Linked DNA regions of Mus musculus: region 2 is linked to region 1. Evidence: chromatin loops called from intact Hi-C (ENCODE). Cell type or tissue: left cerebral cortex. All regions are shown on one strand. Each heading gives the region's core, and the rest is flanking DNA. Links, peaks and the distances in the headings are about the cores only.

The links. Peaks named below come from ENCODE experiments on the same cell type or tissue, not always from the same donor. Only the 100,000 strongest peaks of a DNase experiment are listed, where the experiment ranks them.
Region 2: a loop joins it to region 1, with 2.7 times the contacts of the local background. A loop is called at or near these places in 2 of 42 quality-filtered maps.

Annotation. Positions count from the first base shown.
Region 1 is chr13:101,082,905-101,085,822 of GRCm38, reverse strand. No RefSeq gene overlaps it. Among named protein-coding and RNA genes, the nearest start is that of Gm41042, 87 kb to the right of the region's middle. In left cerebral cortex, for the core only: a CTCF peak has its summit at 1,489; a DNase peak (open chromatin) is centred at 1,411.
Region 2 is chr13:100,953,490-100,956,407 of GRCm38, reverse strand. No RefSeq gene overlaps it. Among named protein-coding and RNA genes, the nearest start is that of Gm41042, 42 kb to the left of the region's middle. In left cerebral cortex, for the core only: a CTCF peak has its summit at 1,155 (motif pointing left); DNase peaks (open chromatin) are centred at 705, 1,377, 1,651 and 2,424; H3K27ac peaks cover 2,424 bases.

The sequences.
Region 1 (2,918 bases), core at 201-2,700:
AATCAGACGACTCATGTGAAGCAGGATGAATTCAAGAGGGCTTATTTATAAACATCTGAGAGAGCTCAAACATCTGACTCTCAGTACCATTCAAGGTGCCATCACACTAGGACAATGGAAAGAGAAGAAAAGTGTCCTGCATAAACAGCCTCTTGAGAATAAAGGATCCTTAGGACACAAGTCAAGTCTCCTTTCTCTTTAAACTAAACTCGAATAATCACAGTCCATGTGTATTCCATCCTGAATCTCAAGTAGCAACCATATCAAATCTGATGGCTTGAATAAAAAGTCTCCATAGGCTCACTGGGAGTGGCACTCTTAGGAGGTATGGCCTTGCTGGAATCCCTATGGCTCTTTTAGAGGAAGCATGTCACTGAGGTTGGGCTTTGAGGTCTCTGAAGCTCAAGCTGAACCTACTGGCTCACTGTTTCTTCCTGCTAACTGCAGATCCAGATATAGAACTCTCAGTTCCTTCTGCAGCACCATGTCTGCCTGCCTGCTGCCTGTCATGACTTGAATATGCTTGGCCCAGGGAGTGGCACTATTTGGAGGTGTGGCCTTGTTGGGGTAGGTGTTTCACTGTTAGCATGGGCTTTAAGACTCTCATCCTAGCTGCCTGGACAGTCTTCTCCTAACAGTCTTCTCCTAACAGCCTTCAGATGAAGATGTAGAACTCTCATCTCCTCTTGCACCATGCCTGCCTGGATGCTGCCATGCTCCTGCCTTGATGATAATGAAATGAACCTCTGAACTTGTGAGACAGCCCCAATTTAACATTGTCCTTATAGAACTGACTTGGTCATGGTGTCTGTTCACAGCAGTAAAACCCTAACTAATAAACCGCCACACTTCCAGCCATGCTAATAATAGGCTAAACTTCTGAACTATAAGACAGACTCAATTAAATGCTTTCCTTTATAAGAATTGTGTGGTTATGGTGTCTTATCACAATAAACCTTTACTAAGACACCAAGCAAGCATCTACCACACACATGTATGAACTCACAGATCTTCCGTTCAGCCAACACCAAACTCTATGAAGGCAGAGAATACATCTCTTCCCTCTAGCAATCCCATGATAACACCAGTGATTTTGAACCATTCCATTTTCCAACACAGTAACGAAACCATGGAAATTCACAGGTAAGGCATTCCCCAAGGGTGTTCCTTGGATTATAATACTGCACACCACACTCCTGCATATCTTCTCTACTCAAGTGAACATAGCAAAATGAAGATTAATGTGGCCAGATTATTTTACAGATAATCTTGAATCCTCTCTGATATCTCAATGTACACTGTATGACAACTTTGTGTTCTGTCACTATTAGCTTGTACCTGGCAACATATCACATAACTACATAATATTTATATGAGCACAAGTACAGAATGTGCTGAGGAGGAGGAAGGATTCCAGAGTGAGTAGGTGGTGTTGAAGAAATGTGCAGTCCCCAGCGCTGCAAACACAGATACACGGCTGTAGAAGCGGCTTAAGCCCTAGCGTGCACTTTCTGAATTTCAGAAACGCTTCACTTATGTAGTCTCAGAAAAATGTGGTCACATGCCTTATACACTAGCTAGAAAAACCCTTAATTTTATAAATAAGTAAATTGAGATAAATAATCTTCTCCATGATGATAAAATAAATAAATTATATATTAACCAAGGTAGTACTGGAACCCAAAAGTAAATCAAAGACATTCAATGAAAAACAACAAAAACAAAATGATTTTCTTACTTGGAATCCACTAATTCTTTTTTTTTTTTCACCAAGAGCAAATTTTTTCTGACTATCACCTTGTACCAGGTGATGGCCCTTTTCTAGGTAATAGGAATGCATAATGCATGATAAACATGCTCTAGGTGAGGGCATTCATCTACATAGGTCACAGAAAACCCTCTAATAAAGGTTTTGAGCAGAGAGGTAAAGATGAAGTAGGGGACAGGGAGGATGGTGCTCTGGATAGATGAGGAACAAAAGCAGTTATGACTGGTAAGTTCCTTGTGAGAAGGCCTCTATGGATAGACTAGAGGGAAGCAAGGAGAAGATGGCTGGAGGTGAGATCAAAGGTCAGGGAGAGAAGCCAGATCATGTTGGATTCTGGATCCTTCACCAAATGAAATGAGAAATCATTAATGGGTTTCTGTCTGACAAGGAACAGAATTTTGCAATCTTTACACTGGCTGGTCCGTGGGGAAGAGAGTGGTATAAGGAAGAATTACACTATTACAGCAACTCTGGAGACAGGCAGGAAGTTTAGATTGGAATGATGGGGGTGAAGCTTGAAGAGTGGTCAGATTTCTGAACATATTGTGACAGATGTGAGAGCTGATTAGATATGAGCTGTGAGAAATACAGAGGAGTGGCAGATGAGGTCTGAGGATTGAAGCTGAGTTAACTAAAAGAAGTTTGGGAGGAAGGTCAAGTGTGCATTGGACATGCTAGTGTGCATGGACAAACTTTGCACACATGGGAACCTCAGAAGAGGAACTGGGAGGAATCTATACAAAGAAGATATTTCAAGACTCGGGGCAAGAAATGAGAACCAACAAAAGAGAGGCATGGGCCTGAGCTCTAGATCAAAGGCCACATGGTATTCTCCTTCCCAAGCATTCTGTGTGTACTTTAATGTGGACTTTCTCAATAGAACACCCCAAGAATTCTGATTTTTTTCATCAGCTGGACAATTTGCTGCTGGTGTGTCAATAAGACTTGCCTTTCTATCTATCTCTTTTGGGGTCTGTTTACTGCCTTAAGCAAGCAGCATGGGGGGGAAGGGTCAAAGAAGCCAAGCCAGCAGAAAGAGCCATTAAAGAGCCAAAGTAACGTCCCCCAAATGCAGGGATGCTGAGAATTCAGGGAGACAAGAGGAGGAGAAAGGCCACTACTGGATGCTCACTAGAAAAGAGAGGTGATG
Region 2 (2,918 bases), core at 113-2,612, 130 kb after region 1:
GTCTTCAAAGACCAGAGAGGGGCCAACTTCAACAAATTTCCTTTTCTCCTCTCAACAAATACACAGACAAGACAGATCAGAGGATACACCAACACTGCCTGGGCCCAAGCTGCCAATGCTGGAGTAGCCACACCACACTGATGACAGTGCCTGATCTTACCATAGGTGTTTAGTTCCCGCCATTATGAAGTTTGTTCTGAACAGTGATTGGAAAGCCAGAGAAACGGCTCTGAGGATGGCACAGTTTGCACCCAGCCAGAAACCTGAGTTCAATCGCTGGGACCCAGGTAAACATAGAGACTCAAACTGTCCTCTGACCTACGTGTGTGTGCTGCAGCATATACAGACATGCATAAAATGTAATTTTAATTTTTTTTAAACTAAACTTGAATGGATCAGAATCACCCAAACTTCTAATAATTAAAATTTTAGGTTGCCATATAAAACTATTATGGTGGCATTTTCCTTGTGTAGTATGAAAATATCATTTCTCAGATAACATCGACTTAAAAAATAAATAAATAAATAAATAAATAAATAAACAGGGCCTCTCACCGCCCTGGACCTCACCAAGTAGGCTAGCCTGGCTGGCCAATGAGCCACGGGGATCTGCCTGCATCTTCCTCCCCAGTGCTGAGTCTACAGCTACATCCTCCCAAGGCGAGCTCTTATCACTTAGGTTCTGGAGATGAAGCCTGAATCTCTGTGCTTACAAGCTGTCCTGTCTCGGGTCCATGTTACGGTATTTTGACATGTACTCTGCTCATGCTTGGCTCCCTCCCCCGCTGACATCCTCACTACCTCCTCCCAACCCCTGCCTCCTGCTGGTTTGTTTATTTGTTTGTTTTTTGAGGAGTTGCAGGGGGGTGGTGTTGATGATAAGCATGTGTATGTGTGTTGTGTGTGTGTCTGTGCTGTGCTGTGCCGTGTGTATACGTGTTGTACACATGTCAACATGGGTGGGAGTGGCATGCAAATGCTTCTTTCTCATCACAGCCTGTTATGACTGCTGTCATCCTCATTTTACAGGGAAGCAGTTTGAGGCATCGCTGAAATTAAGGAACTTCCCAAAACCACTAGTTTGAGGCGAGGTTTAAGGAATTCCTGGTGTGGCAGCCACCCTCAGCAATGCTGCAGATGCCCTCTGCAGGAGCCAGTCAGGAGAGTCAGAGTATAAGTTGTAAATGGCCAGGATGAAGATAGATACTCCTGCAGAATCTGCTGAGGGGCGGTGAAGCTCTCTTCGCCTGCACATCTGGCTAAGAAGACTAAGACAGACCAGCTCGCTTCACTGCACCTCAGCTTTGCAGATTGCAAAACCAAAGACCAGCATAGCTACCACCTACCACCCCCAGCTTGTTCCTAAGAAGGAGATAAGAATTCTCGGCTATTATGTAAGATGCAGCTTTCTCTCCAGCCTCTTGCTTGCTGACGAGTATGAAAGTCTCCAAACCTCCTGAGGGGCAAGGCTCACCTTCTCCCTGGAACCTACCACCACCAGGATCTCCCTGTTCTTCCGTCGCCCACTCTTGGCCCATCTATCTATCAGGCCCTGTCACTGATAGACTGGGAGCTCTAAGCTCCAAAACTGTTCCTAGCGTGATGCATATATTTTAGAACCTCTGTTTGTTCCTGTGGAGTGACTATCTGACAGCTCAGTTGGACACATTTTTAGGTGTTCTGATTCCACCCTCAGCCTGTACCTCACAAGCCCCAAAGGCATATGTTGAAGGCTTTGCCTGCTGTGCAGCTGGCAGGAGGCATGTCACACCTACTTTGTAAGCTTAGGAGGGCTCCTGTCAAGAGCTCCATCTTCTCAGAATTAAGACTCTTCTGAAAGCTTCTCTTGGTCCAGCCAATGACAAAACTGTCCAGACAATACACAGATGTCCTGGAGTCCAAGTCAGCAAATAAAAGCTGATTCCTTTTTATTTCCTTTTCTTGGCTTTGCTTGTGGAAGGGACAGCCAGCCTCCCTTTCCCCCAGTCTCTTCTCACCACTGTTTGTTTATTATTGGAGCAGAACAAGACCCCAAGAGCTGTGCCCTTGGTCTGAAGTTCTGACTGTAATGGGAATAGTCACCAGGGGATGAAGTGTCACTGTGGTTCTCTAATGATCAAGGACAGCATGCCTGTGAGAGAGTGTGCAGCCAGGGTCTCAGGCTGTCGCCACATGCCTTATTCTGCCTCTGCTCTCTGCCCTGCCAACAGCTAATTGATTCTTGAAAATGCTCAGAGGTAGTTTGAGTAGAAAAGACACTTTATATCTGCTTACAACAATTCTCCAGAGGGACAAAAGAAAAGAAAAGAAAAAAATCTTTCCCATGCCCAGATTCCTCGGTTTGACTCTTTCTCCTATTCAATTCCCAGTTAGCTAAAACATCAGCATCCAAGGAGGCAAACAGAAGATTCCTCTGATAACCTGTCCCTGCCAAATGAAGAGCCAGGCATGTGAACAACGAGCATAAATAGTTAAAATGAGTGAGGAGGTAGGGAGGTAGGGAGGCAGGGAGGGAGGCAGGGAGAGAGGCAGGGAGAGAGGCAGGGAGGCAGACAGGAAGGCAGGGAGGGTGGCAGGGAGGGTGGCAGGGAGGCAGGCAGGCAGGGAGGCAGGCAGGCAGGAAGGCAGGGAGGCAGGCAGGCAGGAAGGCAGGCAGGCAGGAAGGCAGGAAGAAGGCAGGAAGGCAGGAAGGCAGGAAGGCAGGAAGGCAGGAAGGCAGGAAGGCAGGAAGGCAGGAAGGCAGGAAGGCAGGAAGGCAGGAAGGCAGGAAGGCAGGAAGGCAGGAAGGAAGGAGCCTTGTAGCCACTGACTTAAGAGAATCACTACAACCAAAGGCTAACAATTCTGATGAGTAAACACGGATGATGATAGCCATGAGAAGCCAGAATCCCACCATGCAGTCTCCCGGCATCTTCATT